Regions from separate parts of the Mus musculus genome. Here region 2 is linked to region 1. The links are chromatin loops, found by intact Hi-C in ENCODE. Cell type or tissue: gastrocnemius. All regions are shown on one strand. Each heading gives the region's core, and the rest is flanking DNA. Links, peaks and the distances in the headings are about the cores only.

Region 1 (5,384 bases), core at 297-5,296:
AATTTAACATGGCCTGTCCATTGGGATTCTTCTTGGTGAGATTCCCCTGTTAACATTCTTTCCCTCCGGGCAAAAGGCCGATCTCCTGCTCATGGAAGTCTTTAAAAACACCTTAGTTTCTGATGCTGTGGTTACCCCCACCTGCTCTCATGCCAGCGGGCTGTTTTCCAGGCACTGTCCTGAACCCTGGAAGGGCTTTTATCACTCAGTGGTGATTAGTAAGTGTTCTGCCCACGGGTGTCAAGTCGCCCTACCTACATGGCAGCCCTGTCATTTTAATGCCATTGGCTTTAGGAATGAAACTCTGCAGCTCACGACACCACGTTTCTTCAGACTGTAGTGTCGTCTTCCAGAAAACTAACAACAATTCGCCAAATTCCCTATAAAGCGCAACTCTCTGACATAAGCACGAATTTAAAAAACAAAATGGCATTAAAAAAAAATTGTTGATGTGTTCTGGAATTTGGGAGACTCACAGTCAGTTACCACTAGATGGCGGTAGTGATTTTAGTCTGGGAGAATTTAAAGCGTTTCCTTTTCTTGCCTAGCCCTGGTTATTGTTAGCAATGCACCAACCAGATTGTCCATGTCTTCAAGGAGAGTGGTCTTCAGAGTCGTATAGAAAGGTAGTCCCTATATTTATTTCAAAATTCCCATCCTTGGAAAAGGTAAACCAAAAGGAAAGCGGCTATAACTAGTGTGTAATGAAGCATAATAAATAAATGACATAAATATACCCTTAAACTCAGGGCAAACTTCTATATTGTACATTAGCATAATTAGCATCTCTTCGTGATGAAATAAGTCAGCATGCTGATGTTTTATAGCCCCTTATAGAGTCCATTGTCTTCCCCAGTCGCAAGCAGCTTGACTGACTCCATTTCCACCCCTACATGTTTATACCATGCCTGCGCTTTAAACATCAAGTACCAACACATTTGCTTTCACTGACTTCTGTTTTGAAAAGCCCTGCTTTTGTATTTTTTTTCCAAAGGGTAAACTTGAAACTCAAAAGAAGGAGAACACATGTAACTGCGAATATCGCTTCACGAAGGGCAAAGTGGATATCGTTGCAGTCGGTTAGAAAGTAAAGCCCTTCACCTCTCTCGCTTTCTTTCTTTTCTTCCTTTCTCTTTGGTAAATGTTGTTACGTTTCTATAACTGTAGCAGAAATGTTAGAATTATCATAAATGAGCCTTTGCGCACGCTGTTATTTCATCTTCTGTAAAAAAAAAATTCAATCATATTCTTAATGTTTCTGTCTCCAAGCCAACTGTTTAATGCTCAAGGCTTTATTGCAGACTGCAGCTCAGACTATTCATTTATGCTAACGGTACAGCTTGAACAATACTGTAAATTAAAGAAAATGTAATTTTAGGATTTGTCTTATAATTTACCATTTTCAAAAAGCACTCTCTGGAGAAATTAATAGCTTAAATATTACTGGAATAATGAGGATCAAGTTTGAGGAAAATATAGCTTGAAAGTCTATTACTGAAAATGACGGAAATAGGCATTTTTGTATTGCTATCTGAGCAAACATAATACCATACCATTTATCTCTAATTATCCCCAAGAAAATTCATGAGAAGCACTGGAAAAAAAACAAAGAGTAAAGACTTCAATGGATCTGTTATTCTCTTGCTTTCCCTCACCTACTATTTCTGTTATTATAAATATTAACAAAAATCAGCAAATAGGAGTAGACAGAGAAAACAGAAGGCCGATGCATTCTTTGGGTCAACAAAGAACTCTAGGCTGCATATCGAAAAATCTTGGGCCTATTATTCTGGGAAGATATTCTTACAGATAATCCAAATGTTCATTTTCAAATCCATTCATGTTCAATGAAGTGTGTGATGTTTTTCTATTCAAGTTAAAGAAAGCCAGGTTGAGAGTTTATCTAAATTCGGCTAATTATGTTTGGTCAAGCATTGTCCCTGGCACAAATATTCCCCACATCTTAAAAATTTTGTACTTTTAACAGGCTTCAGCTACAGGGGCCATTGGCTGTGAAAGAAGAAATTTTAATTGCCCAGGTATACGGAATGAGGAGAAGACCTTTATATTTTGTTTTGTTTCCTCCTGTCCAAAGGAGTAGTGGGATTTATTAAACACCTACCTGCATCCTAGAAAGGTAAAATAGGGGCAAGCGGAACCTGGAGTGTGGTTAGCTGCTGTCTGCACTCAGCTTGATAAAGTTTGGAGCTTTGTCTGAACGGCAGGTTTCTCTGACAGACGCTTGTGTTGTGTGTCTCATGGCTCTGCCATCATTTCAGCTGAATAGTTTTATCATCACCTAATTAATTTTAAAATTATACCACAAGGGACAGACACAGCACCTTGTTTTGTTTATACCCATGATCTGGAAGCATTGAAGCCTCTCTCACCATTGTCTCTCCTAACTTGCGAGCAAGGCTTCTCTCCTTTATAAATGTAAGCTCAGGAGAGAGACGAGAAGCAGGTGGACTTTTATAGCTCTTCTTGCCAGTTGGCATGATTCATTAAGAGTGCGAGACCCCGGTGCCCCGATCAATACAGTTACATAATCTTTACCTGGAAGCTAATCACCTCACACACCCACTACAAAAAATGTAACAATAAAGCTATTTTCATCTTTCAAAGCAACTCTATGTAGCTGAAAATCTAAACTACATTCAGACTAATGTAACTTCAAATGTTACCTTTCTCTTTATAGAACTTCTTACCTTGAAAAGACAAGTTAGTTATATTGCATAGAGAACATTTCTCAGGTACTCAGCAGATACCTTCAGGAAATTGAAGCTGGCATCATTAGCTCCCAGCCTAACAGATAACAGTAGCTCAAGGGAAATCCATTCAAGCCACGTTTACTACATACATACATTTCTCTTAAGACAATTCAAATTCTCACAGATTCGAAGAATAAAAGTGGGCTTAAGTGATTTTTTTTTTTTTTTTTTTTTTTTTGGTAAACGATAAATGTAAGCACCAGCAAAAGTTCCATAAACCAAAGGACACAGGATGACTTTTTGATTTTGTAATTAGTTAGTTTTGAAAATGAGTTTGCCTAACTTCTGGCCATTTGAAGGATTTAGTGATAGAAGAGGAAGCCCTATAACCTCAGAGGGCACGAGCTAGAATCCAAGGCAGGTTGCGACAGAAAGTCAGTATCTTTTGACAACTGCTTGGTGAAATGAGCTGGTCTCAGTCCAGTGGACAGATGTCTCTATTGCAAAATGCTCTAATTGGCAGTCTGAGCAGCAGAGCCAAGAACGGAATGGACCTGGAATCTGAACCCTTGTCTCACTTTTAAGAGCAGCAGACAGAGGTTCACATCTAAAGGAAGCGTAGAATTTTTTGGTGGCGATCATACACACATTTTACAGATAAACAGAGAACTTGGAGCTTTAAAGACACCAGTCTGATTTTTCAATATATGTAAGCACTTTAAATAAAAACTTTCCAGGTTGAAGCAAATGTTTATTTCTTTTCGCTATCAATTTATTATCACAAAATTACATACAATTAAAGAAAAGCCTGGAGCTGGACAGTAATGTGGTAAAAACAGATTGATATTATATGCAGGAAATATTGCAGTGAGAAGAGACTTCAGAATAGACATGGGCTCCATTCCCAATACAGCATGGAGAAATGGAGATTTATAGCCAAGGGAGGGGGGTGGGGTTAGTGGAGGGAAAATTATCCAGAGGAGACACCAATGGCAGGGGAGATTCTGAATAACTTGACAGATTTTTGTTGAAGTGTGGCAAGGTGGAAGTGATTTTACACTCCCTGGGTTCTGGAGGACATTGGCATAGCAACTTCTTTTAAATCAAGAGACAACCTTCTATCTTGCTAGGAATCTGTTACATAGATAGACAGGATGCTCTCAAGGGAAGTAAAACACTCCATCCTGTAGGGAAACTCTTTAAGCTTAGGGAGTAGACAACTGCAAAGCATTAGGAAGTGCCTGAAACTGACCAGATTCACTAGGCCCTTCCCTCCCCAAGTATGTAGAAGCAGTAAGCACTGCTGAGAGATGATCAGACAAGCTGAGGTGCTTGTCTAGAAGAGGCATCCTCTAACCTGTTGTGCTACCTTCAGGGTGTTCCAGAAACTCACGGTGTACAATGACTTCCAGGGTTACAGCTTACGTGAGTTGTCATCCATGCCTATATAGGCTTTTGTGATGGAGCTCCCTTTTAGTAATTTCTGTCCCTCAAGTAACCCCTCACCCATACTTCTATAAGTAAACCCAACACTGGTTTTCTTCCTTCCTTCCTTCCTTCCTTCCTTCCTTCCTTTCTTTTTTTTTTTTTTGAGACAGGGTTTCTCTGTGTAGCCCTGGCTGTCCTGGAACTCACTTTGTAGACCAGGCTGGCCTCGAACTCAGAAATCTGCCTGCTTCTGCCTCCTGGGTGCTGGGATTAAAGGCGTGTGCCACCACGCCCAGCTCCAACATTGGTTTTCAAGTTGAACGAGTTAGTAGCATTTGCTGCCAATCCCCTGTCGAGGATAAGCAGACATCTATTTACGTTATCCTAGGAATAGTGTCACATGGTAAGAGAAGAACCAGTCATTTTCTCATGAGTCCAAAGAGATGAGATATCAGGGGTGGAGGAATTTTTTTTTGTCTTTAAAGATATTTTAATTACTTCATTGAGAATTTTATACAACATACTTTGATAATTTTCACCCTCTCTCCAAGTCTTCTAAGGTCCACCCCACTTCCCTTATCCATGAAACTTTGTGCCCTTTTAATTATATCACCCCATCAGCCTTCAGCAGATCATGGTTAATTTCTGAAAGTTAATGCTTTTAGAGAACACTGACTCTTCCTCTTCTAGCAGGTAACAATTAACAATCCCTCTCCAGCTAGGTATGTGGTGTTGTGCCCAACTCTCCTGTCCAACTCTCCAAGATAGAATTTGGTCTGTCTTGGACCTGCACAGGTCTTGGGCATGCTGTCCCAACCATTGTGAGTTCATAAACACAGCTACCTTGCTGCATTTGTATTTTCTTGTAGTGATCCACCACTTCTGGCTCTTGCATTCACTCTGCCCTCTCTTCTACAGCAATCCCTGAGTTTCAGGAGGGGGAGTTCAGTGTATATGTTTCATTTAGAGCTGAACGTTCTGCAGTCTCTTATTCTGTGTACTTTGAGCAATTGTGGGTCTCAGTGTTTATCACCACATTTTGTCTATTGCAAACAAAAGCTTCTTTAATGAGGGCTTAGAGATGTATTTTCTATGGGCGTAACAATAAGTTATTTGAAGTCAGTTTAATACCATGTCAATTTAGCATAAGAATAGTAGTAGGTTCTCTCTTTGGGTCTATGATCTGTTTATCTAGAGAGTTTTTAAAAATCAATAATGATGCCAGGTATGGGTTTTATCTTTTAG
Region 2 (5,384 bases), core at 224-5,223, 77 kb after region 1:
TCACCCACTCCTACCCTACCAGGCTTAAAATTGACCTTGCAAAGTCCACCCCTCTGACTTCCATCCCGGTGTATTGTTGACCCTGCATGCAGTTCTCTGCAGAATAAACGTCCTTTGCTATTGCAGTCTATTTGAGTCTGGGTTATCATTCTTCACAAATCACAGATCCTTATATTGGCATGACCAATCTGTATTTGATTAGTATTAACTGAGATTTGATCTTTGTGTCTGGAAAACAGAGCTGAGAGTTCTCCCCCACCTATTGCTGACTAAAAGAGTATATAGAGAATCAAATCCTTCTGTCATCTCAGTAACTGAAAGTATGTGTAAGCTATTAATAAAAACTCTATTCAAAATAAAGAATAATTTGGCATTTTTAATATTAAAAGAGATTTATCTCTTATGGGGAAGCGTATGTTCTATGCTTAGCTTCTTTCCACATCACATTAAGCATTAGGCTCATCAGAGGAATACAGTGGATATGTAGTATGTACCTTGACCTTTGGAGCCTATTGTCTAAATGTTACACAGGTTCGTAGATGCAATTACAGCATTATGCTGCCCCAGATATTTGATAGCCTTTGCAAAAAAAGAGCTGCTAGTTAACAAAACCTCTATTATTTGTACCATGTAATTATGCTGAAGACATGGACTGTCTTTTGTGGGGGGGGGGAATGCGTAGTCTATATACAGCTCTCTGATTTGGTCATGCTGAGCAGTGTTTGAGGGAGAGCCAACCATGTTCCGAAAAGAGCAAGTGGCCTTTGAAAATAGCTTAGCAACTAATAGGACACACACTTTCTCTTTTTTTTTTTCTTTTTTTCTTTTTTTTTTTTTTTTTTTTGGTAGGTTACACTTTTTTTAATTTATTTTTTTATTAGGTATTTTCTTCATTTACATTTCAAATGCTATCCCAAAAGTCCCTCATACCCTCCCCCACCCACTCCCCTACCCACCCACTCCCACTTCTTGGCCCTGGCATTCCCCCGTACTGAGGCATATAAAGTTTGCAAGACCAAGGGGCCTCTCTTCCCAATAATGGCCGACTAGGCCATCTTCTGATACATATGCAGCTAGAGACATGAGCTCTGGGGGTACTGGTTAGTTCATATTGTTGTTCCACCTATAGGGTTGCAGATCCCTTTAATTCCTTGGGTACTTTCTCTAGCTCCTCCATTGGGGGCCCTGTGATCCATCCAATAGCTGACTGTGAGCATCCACTTCTGTGTTTGCTAGGCCCCAGCATACCCTCACAAGAGACAGCTATATCAGGGTCCTTTCAGCAAAATCTTGCTAGTGTATGCAATGGTGTCAACATTTGGAGGCTGATTATGGGATGGATCCCCGGGTGTGGCATTCTCTAGATGGTCCATCTTTTCACCTCAGCTCCACACTTTGTCTCTGTAACTCCTTCCATGGGTGTTTTGTTCCCAATTCTAAGAAGGGGCAAAGAGACACACACTTTCTATCCTCCTGAAAGATGAGTGTTCTCAGAAGGCCATTGGTACTTGGCATGGCAGTTTTGAAGGGCTCTGTGCTCTTCTGAGGACTGATACCACTGTTTTGTGTGTATTTTCTGTTTGTGAACATCTCTGTAAAGATTAAAATTGTCTTCTTCTAGCATCAAAATACGATAAAGAAAAATCATACAGCTAAAAATGATGGAAAGACGTTCTGACTCATACAAATGGAGTCATTTGCCAGATTAAAAGAAAGGGCTGGTGAGATGAGCCAGTATATTAGTGTACTTGCTGCTGAACCTGATGGCCCAAGGTCAATTTTTGGGACCCACATGTTGGAAAGAAAAACTCAACTTGCCCTCTAACTTCCTGTGTAAGCTATCCCCTACGCAATTAAGTAAATATGTAAAATAAACTTCACAATGAAAACAGTAGTCAGCTACTGGATAGTCACACCTATTCTAATCAGACACTTTAGTAATTTTCCATCTTAATTTCCAACTGGTATGACAACTCTAAGTTTATATTTCCTGTTCTTCACCTTAGGCTGTGTTATAGACTGAACTCTTACCTCTCATGTGATTGTATGTGGAGATTGAATGCAGAACTAGATGATAAAAAAGTTCAGTGAGGTTATAACAGCGGGATCCTCTGTCAGTTGCTGTTGTATGCCTGTTACCAAAATATAGTGTAAAGGAGTGTGCTTACTGTGCTAAAGGTCCTATGTTTGATAACTATGGTGTAGGAGGCTCTGTAACTCATGGCACATAGACAAGAAACAGTGAGAAGGACGAGACTGGGGACAAGGTATGCTCTTCTCAGGTACTCCAATGGCCGACATCTTACTACATTTCTAAAACCTCCCAAAATAGCATCACCAACTAGGAACCAAGCATCTAAAACATGCACTTCGGGAGGTTATTTCAAGCCACATTAGACTGTAATCCAATAGGCCCAGTGTCACTGTAAAAAGGGAGGAGGCACCAGAAGCACCCGCCTCCTTTCTTTCTGACTTTCTCTATAGAGATATGGCTGCATGCCAACACATTCAGATGATAGCTGCTTACAATCCAGGGAGGCCTCACCTGAAGCCAATCCTCATGGCACCTTATGGCACCTTGATCTTGCACTTCTAACCTCTACAACTATGAGAATCTCAGACTTCCTACTCTGCGTTATCTGACTACTCTGGCCCAAGAGAAATGATGGATCTGTTTTGCTTTTCTTTGGAACAGTTGCTACTGCCTGCCTTAGGAATTTGTATGTTGGCTTGCATATCTGAATGGCCGTGTAGACAAAGTTGGTAGAGTTGCTGTACACCCAAGCTGGCTTCTTTTGTCCTTTTCTCATTGCACATCCTTTATCTGCTACATGGCCTTTGAGGCCAGCCACTTGTTGCTGTGAGCTCCCCTAGAAGGAACATGTAAGACAAGAAGTCAGATGCAGGACAACAGGAAGGGAGTAAAAGAAGGAAAGGTAGCCAACCAAGAATGTGGCATTAGGCCAGGCACCACGTGGGCAACTGGAACTTAATCTTGTGGTGAGACTCTGGGAAAGCTGTGACACACGTGCAAGCTCTCCACCCTGAGGGGTAAGGGTGGTTGGTTAGTCACCAACCTTTGAGAGCCACGGGTGTGCCACTACAGGCAATGGGGACTTCCATAGTTCCAGAAACAGTCAGTGACGTTTGTCTCAGAGGCTGAAAGTCTGGGACTGCGCAGCAACAAAGGTGAGCCCTTACTGTGTTTGCTATAAGCCTTGTTCTCCTGTCTATTGGGCACGACTGCCTAGCAGAACATTTATTGGCACAGAGAGAAATAGCAGCTCGTTCTTGCCTTTTAAATCATTAGTTCTCTTAGTCTATGGTTGTGGGAAAATGAAGCTCTGTCCTTGAAAAGCAATGGAAATAGACTTAAAAGTTCATTCCCATCTCATTCAAACTACCTAGAAGTACAAAATGTATCCCAGTGATCTGCAAATGCCCTTTGGATATATAGGGTGTGTTGATTTTCAAGTTAATGGCCATGGGATCAAAGTTCTGGGCTCCGTGTCCCTGGTTTGACCTCCCACTTAGGCATTGACACTTTCTCTTAAGCTCAGCACTGGCATTGCTTCAAACCTGGATGTTATTCAATACCAGGTTTTACAAAAAACTCCACCTCCCTTTATTTATTTTTCTCTTGGATGAAGCTTTTAAAAAATGTTAATCTATAGATCCTCCTCCTCCATAATTACACTTGCCAGAGAAGTAGGAGCCAAACAATTAAATTCCCCATAGGTATTGGGTGTAATAATTCCTCATGAATCAGAAGATTAAGCGTGGCAACAACAAATGGAACAAGATGGTCTGAGCTATGTTTTTCCTGCAGAACAGCAAATAGTTGCAAATCAAAAAGCAGTTCTCCTTAATTACCACCGTATGAGGCAGTGGGCTAAAAGCAGGTTCATTTGGTAATGTTTTCTGTGTGGTTACAGTATGTACACACAGTGCAGGCCTTTATGCACTGTCTAATAGACAATATTATACACTAGGGTACTGCTGACATTCATTTTATGTGGAGATACAACTGGTACACCCAGGACCCTGGCCTCCAAGCTGTGTGCACACCGAATGGAAGGAACAGTTTTGCTTGCTCCAGCCAGGCAGGACTATTTATACTTAAACACATTCTTCACGACTTACAACATGCGATATTAGGTGACAGTCCGTGAGCAGGACAGGCTGCAATCACGGACCGTGATCTCAGGGAGTCTTACAAGCCACAGCTTGTAGGCAGCTTCACCAAGTTGACACATTTTCTCTCTCTCTTTATTCTGGAATCAGCAACCCTGCTGCTCTGCAGGCCTTGGGGACAGGCACTCTTACAGCAGGAATCAGAGAACCTGGTGTAAGAAAAGGAACCGCCGAGCTGGAGTGTTTTACCCCCTTTCTTTGCTCCCCAAATTAGACCTATTTGTTTATTACGATTGGTCTAACAGTTTAATTAGCATTCCATGTTTTATTTTTTAAAATTTCTTTAATCAAGGTTTCTAATGGAACAAGGCAACAAGCCAGGCCAGTAATGAGTCTCCTCCATCCACTCTCAAGTTAAATACTTGCTGAGATTGCCGTGGGTTTCCCAGGGACAACTTGGTACCAATGTGCTTTCACTTATCATCAGGGTTATCGGGTCCTGCTCATCAATGCATACTAATTGGCAGTAGGTGATGTATGTATTTATGTAAATGTATCTTATGTATGGGTACCCATACTTTTTTTTTTAAGTGAGAAGAGATGACTGTTTCTGCAATGAATTTGTGACATTGTGAGGGACGTCTATGGGGACAGATGGTTCACAAGATCTACTGACTCACGCCTGCAAACCCATACCTCACCCTCCCTGCTTCTAGAAAGATCATTTGAGATATAATAAGCAGGCATTAAAAAAAAACTTGCTGGGGAAAAAGTGCTCAAGGATGTAATCCCTTAGGTTCCGTAACGAGTCGAGGTGTTTAGAGGGACGGCAAAGGTCAGGCACATGGTTTATTCTGTTTTCCCCAAAACCCTGTCCTACTTTGAGGTGCAAATGTAGATAACTTAAGCAGTGTTAAAGAAATTATGCAAATCCTAATTGCGCACAGTTTTCCTTTTAGCTTTTTTTTTTTATTTTACATTTAGACTAACTGTACTAATTATTTGAAAACCTTTTCATATCCCGCACTTAATAAAAGGAAATTTTATGCAAACAATGAAAGAGAATTTCAAAGCAGTAAGTGAGGGTGCTGTGGTTTAGTGGCTTCAGGGGCTAGTGGCTCTGGAGAGGAGTTTATGCCTCATCTTCAGACTTTCAGTCTCATGAACTACCAAGGGCCTAACATCTCTGCAATGGCTGGCACAGTCAACTTTTAAAGACTCCATATATGAGGGAAACCACTCAAAGAAAA

What was found. A loop is a pair of places that touch in the nucleus more often than their neighbours do. Peaks named below come from ENCODE experiments on the same cell type or tissue, not always from the same donor. Only the 100,000 strongest peaks of a DNase experiment are listed, where the experiment ranks them.
Region 2: it touches region 1 in a loop (3-fold over the local background); 6 of 42 quality-filtered maps call a loop at or near these places.

Annotation. Positions count from the first base shown.
Region 1 is chr12:51,271,491-51,276,874 of GRCm38, reverse strand. No RefSeq gene overlaps it. Among named protein-coding and RNA genes, the nearest start is that of G2e3, 74 kb to the left of the region's middle. In gastrocnemius, for the core only: a CTCF peak has its summit at 481 (motif pointing right); DNase peaks (open chromatin) are centred at 466 and 3,197.
Region 2 is chr12:51,194,130-51,199,513 of GRCm38, reverse strand. No RefSeq gene overlaps it. Among named protein-coding and RNA genes, the nearest start is that of Gm34745, 40 kb to the right of the region's middle. In gastrocnemius, for the core only: no CTCF peak of the experiment used is centred there; a DNase peak (open chromatin) is centred at 2,958; H3K4me3 peaks cover 332 bases; H3K27ac peaks cover 2,485 bases.